Linked DNA regions of Homo sapiens: region 1 is linked to region 2. A link is a loop called in an ENCODE intact Hi-C map of the cell type or tissue named here. Cell type or tissue: PC-3. All regions are shown on one strand. Each heading gives the region's core, and the rest is flanking DNA. Links, peaks and the distances in the headings are about the cores only.

Region 1 (17,001 bases), core at 3,826-11,825, 66 kb after region 2:
ATGGCATAATGTGCATTATTCTAGGGAGGGGTCCATACCTGTCACAAGATTATAAAAGTGTCTTTGATGGAACAAAAACAAAAGAAAGAAAAAGAAAAGAAAGAAAAAGTAAGAAAGAAAGAAAAAGAAAGAAAGAAAGAAAGAAAGAAAGAAAGAAAGAAAGAAAGAAAGAAAGAAAGAAAGAAAGCAAGCAAGCAAGCAAGCAAGCTATACAATCTGGAGCAAGAAGGAGGAAAAAACTGATGGTAAATAAAAGCAAACAAGATGAATGGGAACCACAACTAATTCTGTCTTCCTCTTTTTTATTCCTGGAACATAATTTTAATATGTAGATGATTCGATTTTATGACTGCTTTCTAAGTACCAGCACTAGAAAAGATAATGGGTTAAAAACATAAGCCAAATAACCTCTATGGAATGAACATTTTCAGTTGCTAAAAATCTATTTAATAATTTTTCTTTTCCTAATTAAATGTAAATGCAAAAATGCAAAACACTTCAGAATAACTTACTTTTTTTTTTTTTTTTTTTTTTTTGAGACAGAGCTTCGCTGTTTTCGCTCAGGCAGGAGTGCAATGGCGCGATCTTGGCTCACTGCAACCTCCACCTCCTGGGTTCAAGCGATTCTCATGCCTCAGCCTCCCAAGTAGCTGGGATTACAGGCACCTGCCACCACGTCCGGCTAGTTTTTCTATTTTTAGTAGAGATGGGGTTTCACCACGTTGGCCAGGCTGGTCTCGAACTCCTGCCCTCAAGTGATCCACCCGCCTCGGCCTCCCAAAGTGCTGGTATTACGGGCATGAGCCACTGCGCCCAGCCAGAATAACTTACTTTTTAAAAATATGTTAAAAAGATGCAATGTCTTATCTCAAAAAATATGCTTCCCCTAAGGGAAGTTTGTAAAACTCCTTTGAGCAAATGCACATTAAACACTTCTCTATGCATTTCACAATTATTGCTTAATTTAAAATTTAACTCTTCCGGAGCTAATGAAAGAAGTAAATACCTGTTTCTTATCCCAACCTCTAACTTGATTGGCAAGGTGTAGGAACCTGTAGAATGTAACTTTAAAATTCTTAACAGAGCTTGTTTCACTACAGTCCTCTACAAATATCCCTTGAGCCACAATTCTAAATTTAAACAACAAAGAGAAACAAAAATACAAATCTTCTTTGAACTCAAATTATATTGGCAAATATAACTTTAGAATTGACACCCATTCAGACAGTACGCCTCTAATACTCTCCATCTGCCTTAGCTGAATAAATGCTGACATCATCAACCCATATGAGGAGTATTTCTTGTTCTGGTTTTGGAGGTGAATTTATTTTTAAGACTAAAATGATTATAAATTGTAGGAGACAGATACATTCATCCACTGATACTTTAAAATCAAATACCTTTTTTTTCTGTTTTTTTTGGAAACAAAATTACTGAAATATCCACACTCAAAATTTAACTATGTAATTTGATCAAATCTTTTCTAGTATCTAGTTTTGAGATTTTTTTTTTCTCTTGGCAAGCCAAGTAACTTAGGGGAAGGGTGGATCATCAGAACACCAGTCCGTTTACAGTTAATTTTTCAATAATCCTCTTTCTTTCGCATAATTCTGCAAAATATTGACTAGCCAGGAAAGCGTCCCATAAGTAACAAAAATGACCAATTTTTAGAAATTAAAAGTTAAGTGAGTCAACAAAGTCTCTCGCTAAAGATCGCTAGGGCTGTCAAACAGCACAGCATGCTGCTGCTCAAGTTTGGGGATCAGTAACCATTGGGTGTCATCACGTGGAACGCTAATAAGCGCCACCTCACCGCCGTTTTGAATGCTAACTTTCTGGGATTCCAACCCAAAGAAACACCTTAATCTTTGACTCCACAGTGCATTTAGATCCAGGAAGGCAAATCTGCGTGGGTTTGAAGAAAATTGAGGTCCCTAATCTGTGTTTCACTTCAAAAGGCAGAGGACATGCTGACTTTTTAAAGCAGCGAGGTTTCCCCTCCGTCCTTTCTTCCTTCCAAGTAAACTACCAAGTAAAAGCTAAGGAGGGTGGGAGAGAGAAGTGGAGCAGAGGAAGAATAAATATATTGCTTACAGTTCCCAGAGTTACCTGAGAATCTTCAGGCTCCTCAATGCCTCTAGCTTTCAGTCAGGATCCTTTTTCAGCTCCGGACTTAGAGAAAGTCTTATCCTGAGTAGGAGGGGCTAAAATGTGGGCTGGTCTCCTTGCGCTTTTGCAGATGTTTTAAGGTGGAATTAAAGGGGAAGAGGGAGAACGCTCTCTTCTCATAGAAGCTAATATTGTAAATGTAAATGCTTAGTTATTAGAACCAGGAGTTTGAAGTCAGAAAATATGCTTAAATAATATGTAAATTAATCAGTCCTAAATTCCATGAGTGCTGTTGTGGATTTCTGTGTGTGTGATGTGTGTGTGTGTGTGTGTGTGTGTGCGTGCGCGCGTCTGAAATTGCTACTTGTCCTTAAGTAGTAACTACTTCCTCCTTTTTTCCAAAGGAGAACAAAATTGAAAAGACAGTGAATAACCTAGAGCATTTTTGCATTATTTAAAAAGGCAAAGTTTATAACAAACCCCAAATATAAAAATGTACATTTTTAAAAAATGAGTATCAGACCACTTTAAAAATCAAATCTGTTTAAATATTTCCACTCCAGACTCAGAACACCTGTGTTGATAATAATTTCTTTGTAAATTTAAGATTAAAGGCATACCAAATAATGTAATATATATGTTGAGATTTAGGGAAGAAAATGAAATCAGGTTGAATTCCAAATTTGCAGTGTAAATCCAAATACCTTATAGCACTGTAATGAAGAAGGTGCATTGTTTAAATGTACCCAAATTCCATGAGAATCAATTCATGTCTTTAAAGATTGACATGTTCATTTAGTATATCTTGTTTTTCAAACACAGGATCTTGTTTTTGCCTTTAATTAAATACTGAACTCACTCTCCTAACTCTCTTACAATATTTTCAAAGAATATAATTTCACTAAATCTTCTGGAATATCTGCTTTCTGTAGCCCAACATTCAACTCTTATTTGTTTTTATTTTTTTCCCCTAAATTCAACCTGGCATATTATAAATCTCTCTTTGAAAAAAAAAAAAGCCAGTAATGTCTTTTTTAGGAAGGATAGATTTATAATAAACATTTTTCGGGCTGGGCACGGTGGCTCACGCCTGTAATCCCAGCACTTTGGGAGGCCAAGGCGGGCGGATCACGAGGTCAGGAGATCGAGACTATCCTGGCTAACACGGTGAAACCCCCGTCTCTACTAAAAATACAAAAAATTAGCCGGGTGTGGTGGCGGGCGCCTGTAGTCCCAGCTACTTGGGAGGCTGAGGCAGGAGAATGGCGTGAACCCGGGAGGCAGAGCTTGCAGTGAGCCAAGATTGCGCCATTGCACTCCCGCCTGGGCCACAGAGCGAGACTCCGTCTCAAAAAAAAAAAAAAAAAAAAAAAAAAAAAAAAAAAAAAAAAAAAAAAAAAATTTCTCTTTCCAAAGAAATCCCTGAATTTCTAGAAAGGAGGTGTATGTTAATTAGAGGAGCAGAGAGCACACTGGTAGTTTTCATCTCTTTCCCCCAGACACAACTGGTGAAAGAAAGAATCTATACTGCAGGGCATGTTCGTTCTAAGACTCTGATAAAAAAGACTCCCTGGAAAAGCAGCTTCACAGTGCTTGCTTATAGAGCACAAAAAAAGTGCTCTAGTGCTTTTTTGATAACAAAAAGTTATAGCTCTCAATATTTCCAGATGATATCCAATAGTGTGTCATGCATTAAAGATAAAAAATTTATTTAAACGCTTTTAAAGAAAATGTCATTATATGTCATGGTTAGGGTTAATATATACGGGGAGAAGTTTGTCTCTTTCCCGCCTTACTAAATGAAGCTGATTTATCTCCACCTTTATAATGAATAAAGGCTGCTGCAGGTATGTCTTTTCCTCTCTGGAATCAGTGCAGACCAAATCCCATTTACCCATTTTGTGGTTCTATGGCCTCCTTATCTCATCTATTTTGGCTCACTACTTGTGATCTCACTGTTCACATAGACCCCTAGGTGGATAGTACAAGTTCAGATTTGCCGTCTTCACTTTGCCCAATTTCCTCCAAAAATATTTTCAGCATTGACCTACTGACTTCAAAAACCTCTGCTTCCACCTTAGGTAAGATAGGCCCTGACTTCCATAGCGTGCTTCAGTCTATAGGATCAATTATGTCTGAAGACCCCTCTCCACTTGGTTTGTCCATCAACAAAGATTAGTCATCTGGGACCCATCTGAAACTGAGAAATATCATAGCAGCTTCTTTGAATCCAATTCTACCATTTGCACTATTTCCAGCTAATAAGTTTCATGCAGTTTGCTAGTAATTTTCCACATCTTTAAAATTTTAGAAAGAGAATAATAAGCTAAGAACTAGATAAGTAATCAAAAGGAACAACCCCAAAACTGGCCAAATTAACTAACAAAGAACACCTACTTGTCAAAAGCCATGGCTCAAAAACCCCAGGGGGTTGGGAGGGGGAACCCTGATGTTTGTATGATTGATTTTTCTTTCTTTCTTTTTTTTAATTTTACTTTAAGTTCTAGGGTACATGTGCACAACGTGCAGGTTTGTTACATAGGTATACATGTGCCATGCTGGTTTACTGCACCCATTAACTCGTCATTTACATTAGGTATTTCTCCTGATGCTATCCCTCCCCCTGCCCCTCATCCCACGACAGGCCCCCGTGTGTGATGTTCCCCGCCCTGTGTCCAAGTGTTCTCATTGTTCAATTACCACCTATGAGTGAGAACATGGGGTGTTTGGTTTTCTGTGCTTGTGATAGTTTGTTCAGAATGATGGTTTCCAGGTTCATCCATGTCCCTGCAAAGGACATGAACTCATCATTTTTATGGCTGCATAGTATTCCGTGGGGTATATGTGTCACATTTTCTTAATCCAGTCTATCATTGATGGACATTTGGGTTGGTTCCAAGTTTTTGCTATTGTGAATAGTGCCACAATAAACATACATGTGCATGTGCCTTTATAGTAGCACAATTTATAATCCTTTGGGTATATACCCAGTAATGGGATGGCTGAATCAAATGGTATTTCTAGTTCTAGGTCCTTGAGGAATTGCCACACTGTCTTCCACAATGGTTGAACTAGTTTACATTCCCACCAACACTGTAAAAATGTTCCTATTTCTCCACATCCTCTCCAGCATCTGTTGTTTCCTGACTTTTTAATGATCGCCATTCTAACTGGTGTGAGATGGTATCTCATTGTGGTTTTGATTTGCATTTCTCTGATGACCAGTGATGATGAGCATTTTTTCATGTGTCTGTTGGCTGCATAAATGTCTTCTTTTGAATGATTTTTCTTTCTTTATGTGGAGTTGTTTTCTGTTATCTTTTTTACTATTTCCAATTCACCTATCTTCTGCTCTAACTATATGAAACTGCTTTGTTTCTGATAAACTTGAGCAGGGTAATGAGGTAGTATATGAGAATTAAATCTGGATAGAAAATGAAGATGATTAGCCAGCATAGGGTACTAAGAGAGAGTTGAATAGGGAATCTAATCCAGATTGCAGGTAAAATCAGAAAATGGCTACCAATCAACTAATTTACTTATAATAATGTATCCTTCTATTCCACAGGCTATGCTTGAGTCTTCTGGTCCAACTGTATTTATAGTAAAATAATAAGTTGATATTTTTGCTACTTATTTGTATCTGTGAATATAATTAACATGAATCATTTCTCTTTTTAGGTATTAACAAAATCAATCAGGTTAGTAAAATAGCAAGTCACAGAAAATGATTTTCTCACCTTGTCAAGTTTTCTGGCATCCCACTAATTGACCTCTACCTTTCATTCAAACTAAGAGACTATTCTCCTTGCACATCGTTTCCCTAAATTCCACTAGAATAATCCTACTCAACCTGCAAGGCTTAGCTCAAGTACTATCTTGTCTGGAAAATTTCCCTACCCTTTTCCCTGTCCAGCAGAATTCATTATTCTACTTGTATGAGAATGCTCATTAGAGCACTGATCATGTATTATACTTGGCTATACAAGAAAAAAAATATTTTATATTCCATCAGGGCACAAGGCAAGTCTTTCTCATGTTAATAAACCCTCTTTTCACCTGAAGTTTATAACACATTGGGAGCTCAATGGATGTTTGTTGAATTTGTTTTCCATGATATCAGGGTCAAAGATATCTTAAACCTGACACCTAAATAGCACTCTACCTGCCACTGCCATCTCCATCATTACTAAAGAATAGACATTTTATTTTTTTAATACCCTCCAATCCACACACACACTGATAAATTACTGACAATATAAAACTAACAAGAAGTAAGGATGAAATGGACCCTAATTAAAATGTATTTACCATGAATTTAAAAATCAGATGTTATGATGAAACTACATTTTTCAGGAGAGTGTATCTGTGAACAATAAGACCTATATTTTATAGCTAAATATCTACTAGTAGTTACACCTACATTTGCAAAGATCTTTTGACCTAAACAACGGAAGCAATACTTTTCTCTTACTTTGAATTGAACTCATTAAACAAATTATTACTGCTTAATTAAACTTTTCCCTCCTTTTTAAATAAATACATTAGGAAAACTATAACAAATAAAGTACTACTAAGATTGACTGTTACTCTTTATATAGAGCCTATAATGGGCCAGGTACTTGTGTTAGTACTACATTTGTTGTATCACTAACCATTATATTCATGAAATGAGACATTATTTTCTTTATTTAGAATCTCGATATTCAGTAAGCATATAAAATTTGTAGTGAGGCTGGGATTTTAATCAAGTCGGTCCAACTCCAAAGCCCACAATTTTTCTAGTGTATCACACTCTCTCATAGCAAGTTTTGTTTGGCCATATTTTCAGCTTTGTCCCAAGTCAACCAAATCTCTGACTGTTAGGGAGCAGTGGTAGTGGAGTTACTAATAGATAATTAAAGCCTCCATTATCCTAAGCACCCAGGCTAGGAACCTTCTACTATTCTCTTCCACATCAGCAATTGTCAGAGTCTTGCCCCTTTTCTTCCTTCAACCCACCCAACTCCTTTATTTATCTTCTGGTTTCTATCTTCACATTTTTATATCTGCATTTTCCTGTCCATTTTACTATCAAAATATTAACTTGTACTCTTGCTTTACTATTACTTACATATACTACCATACAATCTTTACTCCTGCATCTCCTTTTCAGTCTTAAAATCATCCTAGCCTTCACTAACAGATAGACATTCCTACAATTCAGGTCATTTCACTACCCTACCCATACCATCCACTTCTCTATACTACCTATTGATTTATATTACTACACTTTAAAAATACCTCTTTCCTTTTGCAGATGATGTAGAAGTAAAAATTAAATCAGAATACTCTCAGATTTTATCACAAATTACAAATAGTCATACTGTCAACAATAAATATGACAACACACATTAGAAAATTTTGGCTACAGACAAACCATGTTCAGGACCTTTTGATAAAACTGAGTTGTCCTAATTCATTTTACCTACTTGTGGCAATAATTTCACACATCGTTTTCTGCTCTCTAAGAGTCCTCTAAATTTGGTAAAGCAAATGCATGTCTAGTTTTAGTAATTCTGTAGGAATGGGCACGAACTCAATTACTCACCTCAGAAACTGACTGGCAGGCACTTTGCAGGGTTTTAAAAATACTTGTGCTCTTGGAATTTAAATGTACTGACGACAGTGAGAAAGGCAGAGCCTGTGTCCTTTGCTTTGAGGTAATCCTGAGTAGGAAGAATTACTGCTAAGTGAATTTCCAGTGCCTCCCATGTAGCTGAACTCTGAAAGATGTCAGTAGAGAACTTTTATAGAACATTTGGCTGTCTAGGGCTAAGATAATAGCACTATTCCTATACTTATATTTATAAAACCAATGACTGAGCAGCTTCAAAAGCTCTTTGCTGCTTGATTCCCATAATAAATCTCCTCTTATATGTGTGTGTGTATATATATACATATATATTCTATTGGTTATGATAGAATGTGTGTATGTGTATGTGTGTGTATATATATATTCTATTGGTTATGAATATATATATTCTATTGGTTATGATTCCCTAGAAAACCCTGACTAATACACCTATTGAGATATTTTTACATCCCAGAAAACAGTAAGATAGTCCAAGAACTGAATTTAAGACAAAAGATGAATATCCTAAACAGTTGCCTATCCATTTTTGCTTATAACTTGCTACAGTTAAAGAAAGCACTGTAATGTCAGATAATATTGTGATTTATCACTAAGATATTAAAAAGAGTTTATGATTCTTTTCCTCTAAATCACAGTCTAAAATGACAAACTCCCTTTCACTTTGCTCTCTAAATAGTTCCATTTTCCTTAATAGCCACTCTGATATTTGTATTAAACATGGGTAGCAAGGTTTAGGTTCTGTATGATCATTTATTTTGGAATGTTCTACCAACTCTCACACAGTATGCTCTTTGGATATGATATTTGCTTAATAAATATTACCCATTCACCCAATAAATGATTCATTTATTTGATCATTTATTCACAGTGATGTTTAAAGCCCTGTGATAGGAAAACCTTTAGAATTTTGTAATGTGTCCTCTGCTTCTAAGTCCTCAAAGAGTCAGATGTGAGTGCTTAGGGAAGTCCTCCTAGTATATGGGTGACATATACTGGAACTGTGTGTGACTTCTGGGATAAGCTAGGGTTATAGAGATCAGGTCCTGGCAGCATGGCCACAGCCTGCAGTGTTACCATTCCACTCTAAAAAATAGGAAACCATTGGCTCTAAGAAGGTAGGTGATTCATCCAAAATTAAACATCAGAGGAGGACAAACCAAGCCTTTGACTTCAATTTACTTATCTCTTTCTATAGCCATTTCCCATTGCCTACTCACAAATAAATTAATTGAGCATTAGAAGTCAAAGCTTCCAAGCAAATAGGAAATGGAAAATAAAAGCTAGGAGTTTTTATCTACCCGTACTTTGTTTTGTTTCCTGATAAGATTTTTTAAAATTTATATTAGAAAGGTAACAAACTCATTGTTAAACGTTTTGAAAATGAATGTACCAATTTTGTGTTTCATTCTTGTGTCTATGTGTATTTTTTTCTTTCTCCATTCCAAATCATGACTTTATGTTCCATTGTCAAGGAATCTTTTTAGTTTGTACAACTACTGCAGCACCCTGTACAAAACATGGAGATTATTACACTCTCCTTCCAACTTCCCACCATCATCCTTCCCAATTATGTTTGCATAGCCCAAATTCTTATGGAGAATTATGAGAAGAAGCAAAACACTCAGGCAAGGTAGGAAGGATTCAGACGATTCATGTATTTAGACTCGGTATCAGCAACCCTCATTCCTCACATTAACAGCAGGTAGCAAGACTTCTGAGGAATGGCTACCTGGCCACATGGTAGAAGATAATTTGTATAAGATTGATGAAACAGATACTTGATTTAGAATTAGGAATTTAGTGCTTTATACATGGTAATGCATAATATTACATAGCAATATGTAATAAATAGGAATACATAATGTATAGTAATACATAATACATAGTAATGCATAAATATAACATAGCAATACATATTAAATATGTATTTAATAAGATTTATAAATATTTAATCTTCAAATTGCCACTTACCTTATAAAATAATGCCTTACTAGGAAAGTCAGTTTATTCTTACTGGGAAACAATTTTACCACATGAAAATTTGAAGAACTATTTGAGGAGAAATGAAGAGATTTTGGATAACAAAATGCATGGTGTCCATGGTAACATTGGACTATATTTGCAGGAGTTCCCAAGACTCAAGCTTGGTGCAGAGGTAGGAGAATATTTCTTAAATTTCAAGGCATGATATGGCTTGAGCATGGATCTACCATTAGTAACTAGCGTATTACTAAACCAGAAGATTCTATTCAAAGGTTTGAGGCTTTACAAGATCCATAGGACACTTGCACAGCTTGGAGAAATTGAAGGGGAAAGAAGTTTCAATAATGCCTGAAATTAAACTTCCTAGCCAGTTGGGGGTTAGGAGCAGTTTAACTTTGACTTATCAAAAGAAATGTGGCATTTCTTAATCTAGTGCTATAGAATAGAAGTCATACCCATTGTATCTAGTTACACAAGAGAAAGATAATTTTAAAAATCATATATCCCACCACCCTAATATAACAATGGTTAGCGTTTTGTTGTCTATAATTTTTTTTTAAATTTATGCTGGTAGATATAATTTTGATAGGATTATACACTATTCTGTCATCTCTGTTTTTCTCTATTCACAGTATGTTGGAAACATCTCCAAGACCATAAAATATTTTTAATGGTTGTATAATTTTACAGTGTGTGGACACACAATAATTTATTAAAGAATCACTTATTTTAAGGTGTTATACTGTTTTCAACCTTTTCACTTTTGCAAACAAAACTTTGATAAACATTTTTTAACAATCTCAGTTCAAGTCCACAATGAAGTGAAAAGGCAAGGCAGGGCGTGGTGGCTCACGCCTGTAATCCCAGCACTTTGGGAGGCCGAGACGGGCGAATCACAAGATTGGGAGTTCAAGACTAGCTTGATCAACATGGTGAAACCCCGTCTCTACTAAAAATACAAAAATTAGCTGGGCGTGGTGGTGTGTACCTGTAATCCCAGCTACTCAGGAGGCTGAGGCAGGAGAATGGCGTGAACCTGGGAGGCGGAGATTGCAGTGAGCCAAGATCATGCCACTGCACTCCAGCCTGGGCGACAGAGCGAGACTCCATCAAAAAAAAAAAAAAAAAAAAAAAAAAGAAAGAAAGAAAAAAAATAAAAGGCAAGCTTCAATGTGAGAAATCATTAGAACATTAATATTTTTACGTCTCCTTGTAAAAAGCAGCCTGGATCACGTAGATGGAAGAAGATTCTGGACATCCAAAGGAACCTGGGTAGAAAGGGAGGATTGGCTGCAAGAACAGGGAGAATGAACATGAGAGGAGAATAGCAAGCATTTATTAATGGTCTGGAAAACATATTTATTCTCATTTAATTTTTAATTGCACTGCAGCAAGTTATTACCTACATTGTACAAATGAGGCCTAAAATGATCAAATTGCCTAAGTTAATTTACAAAGTGTTAAAACACAGATCTAAACTCAAGTATTCCTGATTTCAAAGCCCATGGTGTGTGTTTGCTTGTTTCCTTCACCATTTTGCATAAGCAGAACTTAAACCAATAATAACAGTGTTCATGCAGTTTTAAAATATGTAACGAATGATGAAGGAAGCAAGGAGTTTAAGCTTCTGAAAAAAACTCTTCTTGCTATATTAGTAAGAGATGTGCTTGTCTTACTCTTCACCAGGTTAATATTAAACTCACAAACCTTCTTAAACCTGCTTTATGCAGAGATGGCATTACATTTTCCTATTACCAAACCTCTCTTCCACCAGAGGAATGAACGAGGAATAAAGTTAAAAGGGAATCATTACTCATCAACTTTTCTTATAACCTATTACTTCTCTTTACTTCTATTTGTAAAGACAAAAATACAGTGCCTACTATATGAAACAAACATGTTTTCAGAAATGTTCACTTGATCATTATTTTCTGAATAGTTTCAATCTAAATGAATATATACACAGCCATTTTATTTTATGTGTATGTTCTTTAGAAAAATTACAAGTCAGGGAAGTCTTAAAATAGGAGGTTTTCAGTTTCTGTTCCTATTCTGAGGCCACGTTCAGCATCTTTTTATGAAAACATAATGACTCATGAGAGTGGTCATCAAGGCATTCTGCTGGGATATATTTCCAAAGCTAACAGCCATCACGCAAAGGAATACTCGCTGAGAAACATCTGCCCTCTTTTAATGAATAAGCAACTACTAATAATATGGCTTCTTCATGAATAGGGAGATTAAGCCTCCTTCTAGTCTATCCTAAACAGCTCAGCTGTGGAATTCAGGCATATTTCAAGCTCTTTAAGTGACTTTGGGGGTGCTTGGTTCACAGGTGAAGGCTGTACCAATTTTCATCCCATCTCTGCTATAGTTAGAGCTGGGTCTACAAAATTTAGTATCTGTAACATTATTTATGTGATAAAATGTTGTAAGTTTGTGGACAAACTAGAAAAATGAGAAAAATCCTATATACAATAATGACATTAACTGTCCTTTCAGAGGAATTCTAAGGTTTACCATTTACTGCGAGATTATGGACTTAAACATTGGTGTTAAAATAGCATTCCAAATTTGTATATGAATTACTTTGTTTTTGTTTATTACTGGGTGAAGGAGGGAAGAGATCTCCTGATCCCTGATATCCAAAAGTCTGGGATTCGTGGCTTAAAACCTTTTTTTCAGAACAGCTAGGAAACTTTTACCCTCTTAAAACTCTTTTTGCAGTACAAATGTTTTCAACCTCTTAAGGAGTGTGATCATCAAGAAGGAAGACTTCGTTAGATTGCATAATAATGTGATAAATCATTATCCCAAACTTCCATTTGCTGTCTCTTCAGTTAATACAATCTGCCAGATAGCATTCCCTTACTGCCCAGATTTAGAGCAATCCAATATATTTTTCATCACACACAAACACACACACACACACACACACACACACACGGGCTCCCCTCTTTTCCTCATTTTCCCCATATCTTTTCCTAACAGTAGGCAATATGGTCATCATCACTTTAGTACACAAATATCTTGTCACTTTCCTTCCATGGCTCGCCAATTCCTTTAACATGGTCTCAAAATATCTGGTCCCATCCTGATTCAAGTCAGCCTCACCTGTTTCTCCTTACTCCAAGGCAATACTGTACTTCTTTCAATTTCAAGAGCATCCCATAGTCTTTCCTATCTAATTACTTTCACACATAGCCCATTCCTTTGCCACCATCTCTGCCTTGCTGGTGCCTGCATGACTTTCAATTTTCAATTTAAAAGTCACTTCCTCCTGAAAGGTCTTACCATGTCAACATCCCCCTTTCCTCTACCCAAAGTCTAGCTTCTGTCCTTTTGTTCCATTTCACCTGTAATTCTCCATCTTAAAACTTCTCATCACTTATGCAACACTTACATTTCCTACCAGTTTTATAGACTAGACAATAAGCTTTGGGAGGGAAGGGACTATTTTGTGCTCTGTCATATAAGCAATTCCCAACATGATGCCTGCACATGTTAATAATTGATATTCAATAAATATTTTCAAATGAATGAATCCCCTCTACTTAGTATTGTAAGTCCTTTTTTCCTCTTGTGGTTTTAAAATTCTGGATAGTAGACTCAATAGTTCATCTCAATTAATTCAAAAGGCAATGTGATGAATTGACACCACAATTTCCAAAGCTGTATTCTGTATTTAATATATGATAATGTGCTTTCCTGTAATGCTTCTCCTTTGTGTTACCCAATCATGCTCCCTAATTCTGGTTGAGCTTTTTTTTAAGATAAGGCATGATGCTTGAATTCTGGGTCATAATTAACATCAACTCGTATGCTGCTATTTATCATATCAATTTTAAGAATGAACTTTGAAGACTCTGTAACATACTTGAACTTGATGATTGAGGACAGCAGGGTTTCTTGGCCATTTATGAAGGGTGTGACACACTGAAATCATTAAAATTAGGGTAAACCGTTGAATTTTATCAAATGATTGCTATAGAGGAAACCACAACAGAAAACTGATCAGCCCCATCCTAAGCAGTTTAAAAAATATCAGGTGGTTATGTTGAGCAATGCTTACTGAATCTAAAAAGCAAAGTCACAAACATTTCCAGGCCTTGAAAACAAAAAAAAATGCACTTTGTATGTACAAAATCTGGAAAAGTTTTCTAATTATATACTTGTATATATACACATACATTTATGTATATATGTACACATTTGTGCATCCAGAAATGGTCTCTTTCAGGGCTAATTTTGAAATAAGAAGATGAAAGGAAAGAGAGGGTTAGATAGAGGAAAGAAGTGGCTCTAATTCAAAGAATTTTATGAATTTAGAGAGGACAATGATCCTTGAGATCACCTAAGAAAACTCTTACCAGTTTACTGGTAAGGTGAGGAACTGAGACATGGATTGTGCACTGATCTGCATTCACCCATTTCACGATTTTTAAATGGACATTAGAATGTTTAAAATTTGTAATGAACGTTAAGCAGGGTTTAGCCCTTCCTCAAGTTAGATGCTGCACCAAATTCCCTAATGCTTTTGAAATCCATTCATATTCCTGAAGCTATATTTGAATGAACTCTCTCCTTGTAATTTCACATCTAATGAGATTTTAAGTTCCGTTATTTTATCCCACTCAGTATCACTTAAATTATTTTTTTTTCTATTTCCAGGGCCCCAACTCTATTCTTCACAACTCCACAACTGGGGGATGTCATAAACTCCTCACTGGTCTCTCTGTAATTCAGCCTGTAGAAAGTAGCCAGAGTAGTAAGAATAACTATCTCAATAATCATTTTCATCATAATATATTACAGTTATCCTACCACTCAAAAGCTTACATTGCTCTTCATTGCCTACAAAATCAAAAAAAGTTCATAGCAATCAAGAACTGTCTGCCCTCCAACAGGAAATTTTCCTTTCTTCACACACATTAATGTGTTCAACCTCATCCGCTCTGTGCACTGGCAAATTGGATAGAATATGTAGGTAGTGGGAAGACCTCAACATTGTTTCCCATCCTTGCCTATCATCAGATGTATGACCTTGCTACTACCTTTTATCCATTCTGAGCTCAAGTTTATTCATATCTAAAGGGTATATGTGTTTATTTTCTACTACATTGACTTACTGTGAAAATTAAGACATAATTTAAGTAAAGCACCTGCCATATATTATATATATTGTACATTTTAACTATTACTATTTTATATATTTGCTCTGCCTAATTTCACAAAGGATTTGAGTAAACTATTAACTACATATACTTTCATTCATTTATGCAATCAATAAACATACACTGAGTACTTTTTTCGTTTTGGACACTATGTTAGTTAATTGGGATACAAAGAAGAATACGACATAGGCCCTCACCCTGAGAAACTTCACATAGGCACAACGTATAAAAATACAAACAGAAAGCAATGTGAGTATCTAGGAAAAGCAATACACTGTGTATTAGAGGATTGGTGAGTAAAGACTCCTAAACTGCCAAGATTTGGGAGCTGGGTCAAGGAAGATGGAACAGAATTTCAATCATTGGGCAAAGATGAGTAAAAGCTATGAAGGCAAAGAAAGAAAACAGAAGGCTATCACAAGTAGATGAATAGAATACTATAATAGTCATTATTATCATTATTAATTATTAAAGGCCTACATCAGAAAACATTGCTCAGTTCCAAGCTAACTTCTGGTTACCTTACTTACAGCAAATTGTGTATTAAATTCTGACTTTGCCCCAATTTATCTGTGACAGAGTCCTTACAACTATGCCCACACCTTGGTCCCTGGTGCTCTCCTCTCTGAGCTAGTTCTCAGCTTCTATATACCTCAGAATTGTGTTTTAAGTTCCCGAAGTCCTTCCTTCTTGGGTTCCTTATTCATCTTGCTTGCTTACCCATTTTGTTTCTTGTCTTCTCCTTGACCACACTGGCCTCCCAGGGTTTTGAATTTAGCCTGTCTTCTGGGAATACTTCCACCAGAGTAGGATCTTCCCAACCACACACCCCTGTGTGTATGACTTCAGGTCTCAGTTTAAATGCCACCTTTTCAAAGAGCATTTCCCTACCCACTTTCTTTCCTCACCCCCAAATTTTAAAGAACAAGTCAGTCTCTTCCTTCCATTATTATTCACTTTCATTTTTTGCATTGCAATTTTTATATGGTGATGTTCTCATTTGTTTCTTTGTTCTCTGTTTATTTCTCATTCCTTCTGCTAGGATATAAGTTATATACAGTTTGGGGCCTCACCTCTTGTGCCTAGAACACTTCTTGGAACATAATAAATGATCAATAAACATTAGACTAATGAATGAAGAAGTGAATCACTACCTCTACGCTGGCAGCTGACTCCTAAATTTCTGCCTTTCAGACTCTCATAGCCACTAGATTTCTGTTTCACTAGACTCTTAGTTTTAAAATCTCAAGACCTGCCCATTGGTTGTCACACAAGTCCCTACATCCACACGAGCCTAAATTCAACCTTCTCCATCCCAACTCTTAACTCATATTTTATTGATCAGCAATTTGACCCTCTTTTTACTTTAGCTAACAATATTTAATTGTCATCCTTCAACCAAATTTACTAATAGCATAAACTATTACCTAGACTTAGCTATAGGAGTATAATTTATTTCCATTATTACCTTAAGGTTCTGGTTTAAAACTCCACTATTCTCAACATTTTTCTCTAACCACCTTCTAAGAACAGTTTCTTGTCATTAGGCCCTTTATCAGTTTATTCAAGCTGAACCAAATTGTAATTATTACGGTGTTGATTTTATTTTTTAATGTCACCGAACATAGATATTTCTTTTCCCTTGCTATACTGTAAGAGTTTTAAATTAGAGATTACTATTTTTTAATCCTTATATTTATCTTCCATCACAGTTTCATGATTTCTTCTCAAGAGATAAAAAGTAAACACTTTCAAATAAAACTGTATTCCAATTATGACTGACATTATACAGCTTTGTTGTGACTAATCAGAGTGTCTGAATTTCACCAAATCCCAAAGCTCGTCACCTCTTCACTGCAATAATTATGTATTAGCATGTATTTCTTATGTAAAGAAACTCCTTTTATTCTCCTCAACCAAGACAGTGGGCTCCTTGAAGGCAAAAGCCACCTCAATAATTATGTATTAGCATAACTCCTTCTCTTCTCCTCAACCAAGACAGTGAGCTCCTTGAAGGCAAAAATCACAGCTCATTCATCTACGACTCTCTAATAGCTAACACATTGGTTGGCATATTGCAAGGGTTTAACAAAACTCTAT
Region 2 (17,001 bases), core at 6,073-14,072:
CCACTGTCACCCGCAATGATCCTGCTCCCCCAGCCCTGTCTTCACCTCTCTGACCTTATCTCCTCCCGGTCTCCCTCCCAGTCTTTCTTTGTGCTCCAGCCACACTCTCCTACTTGCTGTTACTCATCTTGCCAGGCCAACTCTGCTTCAGAGCCTTTCTACTTGGAGTGCCTTCTGTCCTCAGATATCCTCAAAGATACCTTTCTTAACTAAATTTTTGGAACTGCCTTTGTGACCCCTTTACACACATATACACACTGCCCCATTCTCTGCCCCTAGTTTAGTTAGCACTTGTCATTATCATCATCTGGCAGGAGTATCTTTTACATATTTACCTTGCTTTTCATCTGTCTCGCTAAGTAGAATGTAAGTTTCCTGAGGGTAGGGATTCTTGTTCATTTTGTTCACTGCTGAAATAGGCAGTGCCTAAAGAGTGTCTACCACATAGTGAGGGCTCAATAGTTATTTGTCAAATGAATGAATTAATGAATAAATAATTTCTTCTTATGACTCACTGCACACATTGCCTGCACTGTCCATTTATTATACATAAATATTAAACTCTAGATAATGATACACTGAAGTTTGTAGGGGTAAAGTATACTGTTGTTGGCCACCTGCTTTTAAATGTATCAGAAAAGTAAGTTTTTTTGGTAAAATGGTAGTTATAGAATCTAGGTGGCAGTTATATGATGTTCACTGTATAAATCTTTCAACTTTTTCTATGTCAAACATTTTTATAATAAAATTTAAAGAATAATAATGCTTTAGAGAGGTCTCCTGTGACTATACAAATTTCAGTTGCCCACCAACTGTTTTCTGTTGCATACCTTTATTTTCTTCACAGTATTTCTCATTAGCTGATGGCGTGTTGATCATTCTTTTGCTCATCATTGCCTGTTTACTTTCCCTATTAGAATGCAAGCTCCCTAGAGAGTTCACAGGATACTGTCTATCACCTAGAATACTGTCTGGAACATAACAGTTGTTTAATAAAAACTTCTCAAGTAAATCAATGAATAGATACCCCATGATACTGCTTATTATTATCTGTCTGTTTACACATGAAAGTATACTTTCCAAACAGATTCTTAGTTCCTTGAAAATTGTACTTTTTGTGCAGTTTTTTTAATATTTAGCAACATTTTAGGAGCACAATAGAGGCTTATATTCTTCTCATATTAATAACACAATCTATTTACAAGTTAGTATCTTTAAATTATATAATACTATATAAATGATAGATTTTTATTCTTGCATTATTATCATTTAGCTTCCATATCTGTAAAATGAGAGGAATTGGAAGCTTTTGGGTGAAGAAGGCCAAATGAAAATAAGGTATTGTACTTATAAGTGCAAGCTAAACATTGGGTACACAGGAACATAATGATGAGAAAAATAGACACTGGAGACTCCAAAAGTAAGGAGAGAAGGAGAGGAGCAAGAGTTGAAAAACTACCTATTGGATACCATGTTCACTACTTGGATGACAGGACCATTAGAAGCCCAAACCTTAGTATCATGCAACATACCCATATAACAAACCTGTACATGTACCTCCTGAACCTAACATAAAAAATAAAACAGGCTGGGTGTGGTGGCTCACGCCTGCAATCCCAGCACTTTGGGAGGCTGAGGCAGGAGGATAACTTGAGGTTAGGAGTTTGAGACCAGCCTGGCCAACATGGTGAAACCCCGTCTCTACTAAAAATACAAAAATTGGCCAGGCATGATGGCACGTGCCTGTAATCTCAGCTACTTGGGAGGCTGAGACACGGGAATGGCTTGAACTTGGGAGGCAGAAGTTGCAGTGAAGCAAGATTGTGCCACTGCACTCCAGCCTGGGCAACAGAGCGAGACCCTGTCTCAAAAAATAAATAAATAAAAATAAAAATAAAATATTTTTAAAAGAAGAGAAGTATTCTTTCTAGGTCATAGAATTTTACAAATTAGGAGCTTAGAAAAATTTAATCCAACCCTTCATTTTACAGATGAAGAAAATAAGACTCAGAAAGAAAGGATAACAATTCAAACATTCTGGAGAGCTATGAATGACAGAGACAAAACGAGGGTCCATTCTCTCAATTCCCAGTTTCGACTCCAAGTGAATAAAGCAGGGCTCTGGGAATCTGCCCATCTCCATTTGGAAGCTCCTGTTATTTCTCCAGCTGTCTCCTAGACACAGAAATCACTCTATGTTGACTCAGTATTAACGTTTGGATGACAAAACTATGAAAGAGTTTTTGCTAATACTATTTTGCCTTGAAGAATTTGTTTACCCTTCACCAAATCTAAGTGCTGTTTTTCCTCCACTGTGTTGCCATAACCATCTTCAAGGCTTACATCTCTTCTCTCCCATTGCTCCCTCACCAACTTCTCTCTCTTACAACCTCTGTAAACACTGTAGAAAGATCATCAGGAAGACTGGGATTCCAAGCTGAGGGCAGAGGCTGGATAGCTGGGTGGCTGGCACAGGGCACTCCCACATGATCTGAGGAACAAGCAGGGGACTCTCCCCTTAGCCATCATGCTTACTTCTCTCCCAACTACCCCTGCAGCTCAAAGGATTATCATTCAGATAAAACTACAAAGAAGTCTGAAAACAGAGTAATGAAGAAAAGCCTGCTTGGACAACTATTTTCTCAGGCACACTAAAAAAAATAGTTACATAATCTTCTTTAAATTCAGGAATGTGGAAAGCCTTTTTAGAGCCCTAGGGATTACACATCTAGCCATAGGAAATGACAGAGGAGAGGAAATGAATGTTGTCCACAATATCTTCTCTCAAAAACAGTCTTTGTATCATGAACTAAAGTGAAGAAAGAAAAGAAAAATGATTTCAGGAGGTCCAATCCATGCTTCCAAAGCCCTCAACAGACATTTACTGAGAGCCTATGCTAGAAACATGCAATAACTAAGGCCTGAAGATTTTAGCCTTTGACCACCTCTACACTCTCTTCCCTATGATTCAGCAAAATGGATCTGCCAAGCCCTTTATCTTGCTATGCCCCAGCTTGCTTTCTTCTTTCAAGACTCTGGCCTTCAGCAATCTGTTCTGCCCAGAATGCTCATAACTACTTTACTGATGAAATCCTGCTCTTTTCTTAAGGTGTAATAACAGCAACAATGACAAGTAACATTTATATAGTGCCTAATACGTACCAGAAACTGTTCTAAGCCCTGTATGTATACATGTGCACATCTATATGTGTATAGTATCGATATATTTAATCACTTATTTTAATTACTTTATAGTATTAACATACTTTTAATCACTTTCAATCACTTATTGAATTATATGCTTAATATATAAACTAAATAATATGTCAGTATATACTGAACCATAAAATATATCAAATTATAATTAAATGTATTCATATGTAATATACATTATATTATATATTATCATATGCATGTATTATATATACATAAATAAAATTAACTTGCTTAATCATAATGATTCCCTTAGAAAATATTATTTCCATTTTACAGATGATTAAACTGAGGAACGGAAGAGTTAAGTGTTATTTTCCCAGAATAAAACAGATGGCAAGGAACAGAACTGGAATTTAAACACCAAACAGCCTGTCTTTCAATGCCAAAGTGTTAACCACAGTTCACTGTTCAACTTGTTCAAAATCAGCTACTGCTATGGAGGCATCCCTAGCCTCCTCTCACAACACAATCGTTCTTTATTCTGCCTTCCCATAGCACTCTATACATGTCTCATTGGTACTTATCTCACTGTCTGGGGATTTCTTTTTATCACACGTATGTATCTCCCTACTTCCACTTCTCATTTCAACCTTTACTCACCTCCTTCCCAGAGGGAGATAATTGAGGGAAGAACTTCCTGTACCTTATTCTCTATATTCCTTGAACAAAACACAATGGCTGGCACACAGCAGATCTTCAATAAATGTTTGTAAAAGGAATGAATGAAATAGCTTTAAAAGGGGTCGACAGAATTGTGGTGAGTGCATCTCTTGGCATGAGACAGAAGAAATGCTTTCTGCAGCAGGTGGAAGCACCAAGGAGTGCATGGACCAGAGCATCCTCAAGGTACCTGGGCCATTCTGATTGCATGGACTAGTCAAGAAGCTCATTTGGGCTAAGTTGGTTTCTAAATAGGTACACATTCATTCCATAAATGTCATCTATGTAATTAATTCTGTAGGCACATTTAATCAGTATTTCAAGTTTCCTGACTTAGAGGATTTTAGTTTACAAGAGGAAAATGAAACATTGAACAGTATAAATAATGTAGTCCCAATGAATACCATAGATAATTATCATGGAGACTCAAAGGAGGAAGACTCATTTGGGACAGTAACAGGAAAGGCAACATGGAGAAGCTGAGAGTTAAGGGAGAGGTAGGTTGAGGTGAATGTAGGGACTTGGAAAGTCATTCTAAAGATGCGCAGAGACACATTGTCTCTCCCAACAACAAGAAATTAGTATGGTAACCAGCCTTACACATACAGGCCCACCAGTTGTTTACATTTCTTACTACAAACTACTAAATTAGTTTCTTACAGAATTCAAAATCCAATGAGTTTATTCTGTACAAAATTATTTACCTAAGGTTTCATTATTCCAAAATAAACTATCAAAATTTCAGAAATGTAGCAAACCTAGAAAGTCAAAGATAACAATAACCTCCCATCAATCCTTTTGGCCTTTCACTGCTTTGTCCCTATTTACTTGAGGATTCTCTGAGACAGAAATATTCCCCCAGAGAGATTTATTACTAAACATGTGGTTTTGGAATAGTCTGAATTTCCTAACATTTTCCACTGAGTTTGTTTACTTGTTCTCTCTCTCTCTCTCTCTGCCCCCAGCTCTCAGATTTTGCATGTCTTTTTATCCTCCCCAATTTTTTGTATTAAATTTTGCCATTAGAGTCCAAAGGCATTGCTGAATCCCAATGTCATCATTTGGAGCAACAAAGGAGATTAAAGCCTTAGTAGTGTTTGGTATAATACCTCAACCAAAGTTTATAGATGTCAGAATAATTTTTAAAATTAGGACAAAAAGTAAAAAGAAAAACAAAATTTTCTCTTTAAAAAGCAAACATTCTATGAACAAATAAATACAATTTTCCAAGTGTTAAACCCAACTTCCCAGAATCAATAGACTTTATCTAACATAAGGTTGGAATATAATTCTGCAGTGTTACTTACTTGGTTGAAAATAAAAGGAACTTCTTTCTTTTCTCCCACCTTCATAGAAGATACAGTAAATGTTGCTGTCCCTAGAGTTTCATCCATGACATAATTGGCATCCATTAACGTAATCTACAGAGTAAAATGTAAAGCACAAAAATAAAATTTCCCATGGATCTTTGGAAATGACATCTATAATTTCCACCACATTTAAAAAAATGAAGCTCTCAAATGATATTTAAGAGTCCTTGAAGATCTCAATATTTAATTAGTAACAATACTTTTATCTTTTCCTTTTTTTTTTTTTTTTTGAGACAGGGTCTCACTCACCAGGCTGGAGTGCAGTGGCGGGATCTCGGCTCACTGCAACCTCCACCTCCCAGATTCAAGCGAATCTCCTGCCTCAGCCTCCTGAGTAGCTGGGATTACAAGCAAGCGCCACCACATCCAGCAAATTTTTGTATTTTTAATAGAGACAGGGTCTCACCGTGTTGGCCAGGCTGGTCTCGAGCTCCTGACCTCAAGTGATCTGCCTGCCTTGGTGCTCTGAAAATGCTGTGGGGTGAGCCACAGTGCCCGGCCAATCTTTTCCTTCTGAGTACTGTGTTTGCTATAAGATAATAATTTTTCACATTTTCCTGATTGATTTATTCAATTATCATGTTTTCAAAAACGAAACTTTATCTCCTCTCTACTTTGGAATATGAGAAAGATATTAATGCAGAAAATCGATACAAATATTTTGGGAAAAATTAATTTTCACTTTTTAAAAAGGCAATTTAAAATATTTTTATTCTGTTATACTGGGATTCTCTCCTTGATAGCAGAAAATATGTTTTCTCCAAAGCACGTGGGGAGGACAGCAGTTTTCCCAACCCTACCTAACTCCTGTATGTCCTGATAGACACTCATATTACTTGACAGACACCATTTAGATTCTAGTCTACCAAGCTGCCCAGTCTAACTCCAACTATAGCTAACAGGAACAAAAAGGCAGTAAAAGGACAAACTCAAGCATGTCTCTCAACATGAATCACAACCATCTAACAGCATCCAAATGGTTCACTTACCTCCAAAACATTTTCCTGATTAGGATCCAAAATAAATTCAAAGGTCTCATTCCACACAGGGTTTATGTCATTATTGAAATGTCTTGTTCTCTTCCTGCTGTCAGGGGTTGTAGAGATAAAAAGTTCCACATAGGGATCTGGAGTATCAACTACAGATAGTAAACACAAACAAGAAGGAGGTAGAAATGTGATTCATAGTTCCTAATTTTTTTATTAATATATGTTGTCAGTTTATTCTCAATGAATCTGTAGTGATGTATTTAAATGTCTGAGACAAGATAATATACACATAATAGAAAAACATCATAGGGTAGATACTTTTTACATATGTCGCTGTCCTTCATAATAGTCCTGTGAGAGGGAATTGTTTATTAAGTGATTTATTCAGAATTCCTCCATCTATCTAGAGAGGACAGGTTCAAAGCAGTCAACATCTCAGTCAAGCTACTACAGGATGATAACAATGTCACCCAGCTAACGCCAACATGACCTTCACCCAGGACTGTGATAGTGACAAGATCATGGGCTTAAAGCTAGAGACAAATGCACAGACCTACTGTGAACTCATTTTTGACAAAGGTGCCAAGAACATACACTGGGGAAAAAACAGTCTCTTCAATAAATGGTGCTGGGAAAACTGGATCTCCATATGCAGAAGAATGAAGCTAGACTCCTATCTCTTGCCATATACAATAATCAATAAAAATGGATTAAAAATTTAAATGTTAAGATCTCAAAATATAAAACTACAACAAGAAAACATTGGGGAAAATCTCCAGGAGAACAGTCTGGGCAAAAATTTCTTGAGCAATACCACACAGGCACAGACAACCAAAGCAAAAATGGGCAAATGGGATCACATCAAATTAAAAAGCTTTTTTGCACACCAAAGGAAAAAAAATCAACAAAATGAAGAGACAACCCACAGAATGGGAGAAAATATTTGCAAACTACCCATCTGACAAGAAATTAATCACCAGAATATATAAGGAGCTCAAAAAACTGTAGAAAAACATCTAATAATGTAACCAACAAAATGAGCAAATGATTTGAATAGACATTTCTCAAAAGAAGACATACAAATGGGAAACAAGCATATGAAAAGTGCTGAACATCATTAATCATAAGAGAAACGCAAATCAAAATTACAATGAGATCTCATCTCACCTGGATAAAATGGCTTATATCCAGGCAATAACAAATGCTGGCAAGGATGTGGAGAAAAGGGATCTCTTGTATAATGTTGGTGGGAAAGTAAATTAGCACAACCACTATGGAGAATAATTTGGAGGTTCCTCAAAAACCTAAAAATAGAGCTACCATATGACCAAGCAATCCCACTGCTGAGTATATACTCAAAAAAAAGGAATCAGTATACTGAAGAGATATCTGTACTCCTGTGTTTATTGCAGCACTATTTACAATAGCTAAGATTTAGAAGCAACCTAAGTGTCCATCAACAGATGAATGGGTAAATAAAATGTGTTACATATACACAATGGAGTGTTACTCAGCCATAAAGAAGAATGAGATCTCGCCATTTGCATGGATGGAACTGGAAGTCATTATCTTAAGTGAAATAAGCCAGGCACAGAAAGACAAACAGCACATATTCTCACTTATTTGTGGGATCTAAGAATCAAAACAGTTGAACCCATGGAGGGGGCAGAAGGATGATTACCAGAGGCTGGGAAGGGTAGTAGGGGGCTGGAGGGGAGGTGGGGATGGTTAATGGATACAAAAAAAACACAACAGAAAAATGAATAAGACTTGCTATTTGATAACACAACAGGGTGACGATAGTCAATAATAACCTAATTGTTCACTTAAAAGTAACTAAAAGAGTGTAATTGGATTATTTGCAACAAATCATAAATGCTTCAGAGGATGGATACCCTATTCTCCATGATGTGATTACTTTACACTGCATACCTATATCAAAACACTTCACTTACCCCATAAATATATACACCTACTATGTACCCATAAAAATTAAAAAGTAAAAGTAAAAAGTAAAAAAGAAAAAAAATTGAAAAATACTTTTTTTTAAAAAAAAGATTATATTTGTCAATGTTAGAAAAATCATCCTGCTTACTTTATCAGATAAAATAATGGAAGTCATTGTGAGAAGAATATTGTTTATTGTTATAGAGTTGCCTTGTATGGTTGTACAGGTTGTACACTGAACAACTTTAAGGGGTGGCACTCATATTAAAAATCAACATGTATTTATTATGGCAATATTCAGATGGAAATGAGGTGTCTCTATGAAGCAACAATTTTTTTCTTTTCCTTTTTTTTTTTTTTTGAGACAGAGTCTTGCTCTGTTGCCAGGCTGGAGTGCAGTGGCACAATCTCAGCTCACTGCAACCTCGGCCTCCTGGTTCAAGCAATTTTCGTGCCTCAGCCTCCAGAGTAGCTGGGATTACAGGCACATGCCACTATGCCCGGCTAATTTTTGTATATTCAGTAGAGACAGGGTTACACCATGTTGGCCAGGATGGTCTCGATCTCCTGACCTCCTGATCTGCCCGCCTCAGACTCCCGAAGTGCTGGGATTACAGGCATGAGCCACCATGCCCGGCCAGTAACGGTTTTTTCTATTTCACATAAATACCCACTTGAATCAGGGTATGATATGTGTGCCCACTGAAATAGAACAAAACAATTGCAAATAAAGAAATTATTTTAATTTCCTCCCATTACATATACACTTAGCAACAAAGCGAGTGACCCAAACTGTGCAAGTATTGATCACTCCTTTTTTAGGATTCCACCGAATCCTTTAATGTCTTACAGCACTGGACACACTATACTTTATGGATGAAATTATACATCTATCTGTCTTTTCCTACAAGACTATAAACAACTTGAGGGCAAAGATCTTGTCTTCCTCAGCTGTACATCTTCAGAAGCTAACAACAGAAAGCGACAATTACAATATTTAAGGTTTCCTAACCTATCGACTTGACTTTCCCGTTTAACAGGTGCTTTTCCATGCGGCCATTATAATTAATAACAAAAACAACAAATAACTAAGTAATGACTACAGGGATCTGTGTTAAGTACTTTACACACATTAGTCTCATTTAAATCTCACAATCGCGCTATAATGTAAGTACTTTATTTTAGTGTTAAAGTAACAGGAACTGAGAAATATTAAGCATTCTGTCCAATATCACATAGCTAATAAGTATCAGGTCAAGTTCTTGAACCTGGGTCATTTGACTACAACAATCATTCTCTTATTACATCATGTTCCTCAGTAACAAAAATTAGATTACAGGGTATGGATTCTATGGAAAGAGGAGCTGGAATTAGAGGAAGAGAAAGAGAGGGTGAGTGCAAGAGTGAGGGAGGGAGGGGGGAGAGAAGAAGTACAGAGGTCTAAACAAAAAGATCCAACAGTTGAAAATAAAGGAAAAGCAAAAATAATAGTTTCTGACCTATTGATTGGGTTTCCCCCCCAAAAAAATTTAAATAGATGTTGTCTGTCAACAACAGCTATGGTCATCAAAAAACGTAATCAATGTCTTTCACTTAATTGTTCAGTATTGCTCCTAGTTCTTTATGTAGTCATCAGCTTCTTTAGATGCATGTGTATGTTTAGTGGTTGTTATTATAAAACGGGAGGATCTACAAACAAGGTATCAGCCTTTGAGGCTGCCTTTAATTTTCCGGCTTGGACCTTATACATCATTGGTAAAGAGCAGTGGGGCAAAAGTGAGAGTGCAACACAAATGCCCAGGGTTATTGTAAAAACATAGACCCCGACCTTCATCCCCGAAGACCCATTGTCTGCATATCTGTAGTGGAATTAAGGGCTTGCAATTTTTAACAAATAGTCTAGCTGACACTGATGTGGATCATCTTCTGGTCACACTTTTGATATCCTATTTTAGACAAAAGGGGAAAGCCAGTCATTCTCATTTCTAACTCAGTGCTTATAACTCTCAACAGGACCATGGAATACAAATTAGAGAACAAAAAGATTGAGTGGGAAGGATGATAAGGTGAAATGGGCCAAAGAAGAAGAGAACATGTCATAGGGTAACATTATCACATTTTCAACCAGGAGGTGACTGCTTCTTTTCCTTAACCATGTTTCTACCATATCACCAGTGCTCAGGATTGCAAATCAGAAGTAAAACTCCATATTTAGAATAGCAGTTGGTAGAAAATTATCAAGAAAAATATGTAATTTTAAGGAAAGTATTCAATTAATGCTTCAAATTATGTGTTACAAAACATAGCCCTACATCATCTCATAGGGCCAGATTTTTCTCATAAGGCCAATGCTCTTTTTTTTAACCATTTTCCAAGAAGTAATAGAAAAAAAACAAAGCCAAGCAAAAACCAACGTGGAATACAAGAGTGTGTGGGAAGGGGAGGCATGCAAATGGCAAACATCATTCATTCATTCAACAAATACATGAGTGCCTACTATATGCCAGGCATTGCTCATTCACAAGCAGTTCAGCCTTGATAGGGAGCCAAACACTAAACTGAAAATTCGGATTATGGAAGTGAGTCAAATGTTAATAGCCTAATTTTAGAGGCAAGGTAAATTGAAGATAAGCAGTTACACTACCCCAGTGACTAGTAACTCAGTCACCCAGATTATTACACACAAATAAGGTCAAATCGTAGGTGGGGAAATTGCCTTTTCAGACTTAATCTTTACTTGAATCTTTGGGAAAGAGGAGGGTGAGGTCTACTTGGCCCAAACAAGAAGGAGCAAGCTGCAAGTGAAGTTCCTTGGAAGGCACCAGATGGGAAAAGGAAAGGACAAATTGAGAAGCACCATGAGTCAAACCATTATCTACCCATCTTCTCAGCCATTTTAGATTCTCAATGGGTCATATTTTTAACAAATTCTAATTCTGACAAAATGATAAAGAAAATACCATAAAAACAATACCCACACCATGTTTATATATTAAAACATCCACAGACTTTGTTTAAAAAATCAGAATCCAGTTTAATAGCTGTCATGTTGGATTTGCATTATTTAATTTTACTTTGAAAGTAAGTCAGCTTTCTAAAATGTATGTCCAGAGTGGCAGCGTTTCTAATTTCTCCTCTTGATTCTTTAGCCAGAGACTTCAGAGTTAAGATGTCAAAGGATGCTGGACAGTGGAAAACTACCAAAACTGCACACTTTGATTTTGCAATCTGCATCAGCTCTAATCATTGTAAGCTAAGAAATATCTATAACAGTGGTAGATAGGATAAAAATAAGTTTTAAGAGGCTAGTTTAAAGTTGGATTACAATAATCACATAGCTCAGTTTCTTTGCATAATCTATAACCATCACTGGCATGGTAGCAAACAGAATTAGAAGATTTGAAAAGGAAGGCAGCCCACTTTGACAGTAAACACAGCCCAATACTTTAGAGAAGTTTCAAGGAATGAATTAAAGAAAAAGTTAAATGTAGAATTTGTTTTTTCCTGTACATTATACTTATTTCATGGCTTTGTCAATTAACACCTATAGGGCAATTGCGTGTTGAGTCACTAACTCAGCCTCATCTTCATTATTTTCAGCCAAACATGTGGTGAAGCAAAGATGTAATATGTGGGCAAAAACCCCTTTTACATCTCATCCTTTTATCTAAATCTTGACAAACAAAAAATGTCGGGGGTGTGGAATACAGATCTTTTTTCTTCCCATAAAGTTGACATGAAACTACATGCACCAGAAATAGCTTCAGGGTGGTAAAACTTACTACTAAACTTCAGGAGTTTAAGGAGCGCCTGCCTGAAGTCATAACAGACCCATTTGTCATTTCAGCTTTGTCCAAGTAATATATCATGTGATTCATGAACTCATGGCAGCTTCTAAACTCCTAGCTCTATTTTAAATATTCTCTATTTGCCTATTTCCCCTTCATCAGTAGCAACTTAAACCTCTTGTTTGAAAAACAGATTACAAGTAATTTGTTACAATTCTTGTGATAAATAGGAAAAAAAAAATCCCAAAGGGGAAAGTCCTCCCAAATGTGTAGTCAAAATATGGCCCATTCTGAATACCTATGGTTCAATGACAGTGAGCTTAAAACAGTGTTTCCCCAAATGTAGTCCATTGAAATACCATGACCTTCACGGATTCATCTGCAGTGCCGTTAAAAATGCAGAACCTTAGCACCTTCAATCATATTCTCCAGCATGGGCCTGGAAATCTGCATTTTGACAATTGACCAGGTGATTATTATTCAGACATTTGAAGAACAGGGGCTTAAGGTATAATATTACGAGGAACTAAAGAACAGGAGTATAATAACACCCACAGAAAAATTACAAACATTTTGACATTGAGAAGGCAACAAAGTTACTGTTCTTCTGTCAAGGAGTTATTCTGCCCATAGACTAGATTAAGCCCAGTCCAGTCATTTACTTCTATTTCTCTCCAGACATAAAATACATTTTCAAATGGCCACGAGAAAATAAATGCAAGAATAAATTAAGTGTGGGTGTGTTAGTTGGCAATCTGTTTAAGGTGATGGACTGCTCTTCAAATGTTATGCTTCAATTATCAACAAAGTAGAAATGACTAAACGAGAAGAAGTAAGACCAAAACTTAAATGAAAATTTGTTGAACGAAATGCCTCTGAATACTATTCTCAGATGTGGTCATTCCTTTGATATATTTATGATGTAATAACATTGCTAATTACACACAGAGATCTTAGAGCAGCTTTTACGATTGTCAACCTTTTCGCTACCCATGTACTAAGCTGGTTGAGGTATGAGGTAGGAGTTAGGATTCAGTCTTTTTCCCTGTGTAACCAATAGACCCAGCATTATTTATTGGGAATACTGCCTTTAGCCCTTGCATTGCAGTATAAACTTTGCATTAATCAAGTGGTCACATAAAAGTGTAAGTCTGTTTCTGGACTTCGTTTGTCTATTAGTCCATTAATCTATCATTTAAGCTTGCATCTATACCACGCCTATACCAAACTGTCTTAATTATAATATTTTTATATTAATTGTAATATCAGGTAGTCTAAGTCCTGGAACTTTGTTCAATATCTTCAGGATTATACTGGCAGTTGCTTTATTTCCACACCTCAAAGATGTCAACTAATATCTTATGGTTCCTCTCTGTTTTGTTGAGAAATCCACTCTTGGTCATTTGCTTTTCAATATATTTTATTGGCTACAGAAAATACCCAGCCATTATATTTTCAAATATTACTTTTGCCCTATTCCCTCTCTCTTCCCAATGCTTTTTGTCATACCCCAGATATTCCTTAGCTTTTTATTCTATATTTTATTTCCTTATTTGTCTTTTGTGTTTCAGTCTGGATATTTTCTATAGACTTATTTTTCAGTTCAGTAATTCTCTCTTTAACTGTTTTCAAACTACAGTAAAACCATCTACTGAGTTCTTAATTTCTTGTGTTTTTCAGTTTAAAATTTTCCATTTGATTATTTTGTATATATCTGGTTTCCTGGTAAAATCCTCCATCTTAGCATCTATTTTCTTGAACATATTACTCTTAGTTATTTTAAGATCCATATCCAATACTTGTGGATCTGTTTGTTTCTTGATCTTATTTTTGTTACACTCATATTCTATAAGCCGCTGAATATTTATAATTCAGTCAACCTTTGACTGAATGCCAGACTTTTTTATGACAAATTATGGAAGAGCTAGATCTACCTCCACAGATGACCCACTTTATTCTCTGGCAGGCAGAGAAAGTAGGACTGATAGCCTCTATTGCATTTTAACAAATGAATTGATTTCATTCTTTGTAAGGTTAGTCTACCTCTTGTTCACTCCCACTCTAAGGCTCCCAACTTAAAGTCAAGGGTATTTATTAGGCCCCTTTTAATTTGGTCTCTCTGATCTCCTTGTTTGTTTGTTTGTTTGTTTCCTCTTATGAGACTGCCAATATCTTTGTCCTGTTTTTCAGGTTTTTATTTTTGCTTCTCAGACTGTTGCCCTGCATGAATCAAGAATTTGGCTAGTGCCTCGTGATGAAGGTGCTGGCTGTCAGGCATACTTCTTCTCTAGGCTTTCTCTCAAGGAACTTGGCTTCTCAAAATCAACTTATTTTGTCCTAAAATCCAGTCTTTATACCCCAAGTCCTTTGAGGTTGACAAAGCTCTGCTGGATTATTGGCCTCTTCACTGCTTGGCTACTTCCCATATCCCTATCACTCCCCTCCAACCTACCTAGATGCAGCTAACTAATAGACTGAGGGAAAACGTGGCTTGCAGAATATGAGCTTATTCCTTCTTTTTTTTTTTTTTTTGAAGACAGGATCTTACTCTGTCAACCAGCCTGGAGTGCAGTGGCACCATGGTGCCATCTCAGCTCACTGTAGCCTCAACCTCCTGGTTTCAGGTGATCCTCACACTTTAGCCCCCTTCCCCAAGTAGCTGGGACTACAAGCTCACACCATCATGCTCAGCTAATTTTTTGTGTTTTTAGTAGAGATGGGGTTTTACCATGTTGTCCAGGCCTGGTCTCGAACTCCTGGGCTCAAACAATTCATCTGCCTTGGCTCCCCAAAATGCTGGGATTATAGGCATGAGCCACCACGCCAAGCCTGGCTTATTTCTCTTCTGAGATCTTAGTCCCTCAAGTCCCAGTTTACTCATCAGCTTTTCATTCCTCTAGACATTTAAAAAAATTAATTTAATATGTGTTTCCTAAGTTGTTCTTAGGAAAAGTAAATACACTGCTATTAGTCACTTTAGCATACTTCAGTGACCATTTAGTTCCTAACTTGGCCAAACTATAATCATCCCTATCCTTCCCCTCCACCCACCATTCTCCACATGGCTGCTAAAACATGTACTGTTTTTTTCAAGCCACCTACCCTACTTACTACTTCTCTTTTGAGGACACAATTCAGACTCACACTTCACTAAAAAAAAAAAAAAAAGGGGGAGGATTAGATGTAGTCCTTCAATTTTCCTTCCCTATATCTCACAATTTAAAAAATATGTTTATAATTTAATAATGTATTCATATTTAAGTTCTTCCTCTATTATCTTAGAAGTAAAAGTATCCTTACACTCTTCTCTCAATACCGCTTCTCTCGGATATTTCTTATTTTTTAATCCCCAGCCTCAAATTTAATCTGTAAATATTGGTTTTGCCTTAGCTACTTTCTCTCAACTTATAAATATAAACAAATATTGGGCATCCTTAAAAAAATGAACAAAATTTCATTAATTCTTACAATTCTTCCAGATCTTTTCTCTCCTACATCAAAGATTTTGGAAAAATATAGTCTACACTTACTGCTTCTAAATCTCATTATTCCATAAGTTTCCAACCTACTGTCCTCTGCCTTCTTCTGTTACCCTAATCGGTTCATTCTCTCGAACCTAACTTCAATGCCAAATTCAGTGAGCTTTTTCTCACTTTACTTAACACATATGCAACATCCTTGGTGCAATTATCTTTCTTTTGTGTCTAATATATCATTATTTTGTGATTTCCTACCTACCTCTCTAAATAGTTCCTCTATATCTTTCACCAGCTTTCTCCACCTCAACTCATCACTAAACTGTGGACTTTCTTCTTGTGTCCCTTACAAATCTCTTATTAGAATTCTTCAAAAGGAAGCGAGGCCTTTGAACACTGTATTGCTCATGTAGTCAAAACCAAGTTGCAAAGGAATGATCGCAGTTATTTATATGGTCTTGAAAACACTCAATATGCACCCCTCATATCACATGACATGCATTAATTGTGTAGTCTAGTTAATCTCAGATCCTTTAAAGTTGATTATCTTCAAGGTTTAAATGGCAGCTACAATGCATTCCTTCATATCCTCAAGGCTACAAGGGGGAAGAAGTATAAACATGACATATATGAGGTTCTTGATTATATGTTAACATATAATCTATTCTTAAGTAATATATTTTGAAATAGTTCAATCCTGTTTAGTTACTCTGAATCAGTTCTGGATTTTCTTTAACACTCCTTTAGTTCTGCCTTGCACATAAATGTCAGTGTCTCCCTAATCTACATCTGTGAGCCCTACCTCCATTCTGAAATCTTAAATCTGCTCTCAAATGCCTCAAAAATACCTTGAATACCTTAAAGATACCTCAAACTCAATATTTACAAAGCAAACTTATTTTCATCATTCTTTTCCTAAATGTAAGACAAAAATTAATACAAAACAAAAAAAAACTAAAATAAAAACTTGTTATTTTTCCTCACTTTCTTTCCTATTTTATTTAATGATGTCATCTTTTCTAACCGTCTGGCCTAGAAACACGAGAGTTGTCTTTTCTTCACGATTCAAATATCCAATCTGTCTCTAAGTTTTAGCTTTTCACTTGCAAAATGATGTTAACATCTGACTCCTTCATTTCATTCAAAATAATTGCCCCGATTCAACTAAGCACCACCTCTCACATAGACTATTAGCATAATCTCTTAGTTGCTTATTCTCAAGGCACCTTCTATAATGCAACCACAACTATCCTTCTGAAACACACTTTTGACCTTCACTGCCTACCAAGTCAGGCCTAAATATGGTGAGAAAGACTTAAAGGCTCCCTCCCAACCCCCCATCAAACCCAAGGTTCTCCCTCTAGTCAGTGACCCTTCTCAGCCATTCACTGGAATATCACTCTACGGCAAAGAGGCATCTTTGGAATCTACACATTTCAAACATTCCACACAGGCATATTGATGGCAGAAATATTCATTCTAACAGATCTTTGCTGTACTTTTAGTTGTACATGTTGTTATGTTTTCTTTTGACGTTTTAGCTGATAGCTAAAGT

Evidence for each region. Peaks named below come from ENCODE experiments on the same cell type or tissue, not always from the same donor. Only the 100,000 strongest peaks of a DNase experiment are listed, where the experiment ranks them.
Region 1: it touches region 2 in a loop (6-fold over the local background); 3 of 110 quality-filtered maps call a loop at or near these places.

Annotation. Positions count from the first base shown.
Region 1 is chr1:186,814,144-186,831,144 of GRCh38, reverse strand. It overlaps PLA2G4A (phospholipase A2 group IVA), which reads right to left and starts at 2,196. Exons shown (of 18, transcript NM_024420.3): 1 at 2,110-2,196. In PC-3, for the core only: no CTCF peak of the experiment used is centred there; no DNase peak of the experiment used is centred there; H3K27ac peaks cover 2,707 bases.
Region 2 is chr1:186,882,394-186,899,394 of GRCh38, reverse strand. It overlaps PLA2G4A (phospholipase A2 group IVA), which reads right to left. Exons shown (of 18, transcript NM_024420.3): 4 at 6,236-6,384; 5 at 5,184-5,297. Among named protein-coding and RNA genes, the nearest start is that of PLA2G4A, 62 kb to the right of the region's middle. In PC-3, for the core only: no CTCF peak of the experiment used is centred there; a DNase peak (open chromatin) is centred at 10,864; H3K27ac peaks cover 2,266 bases.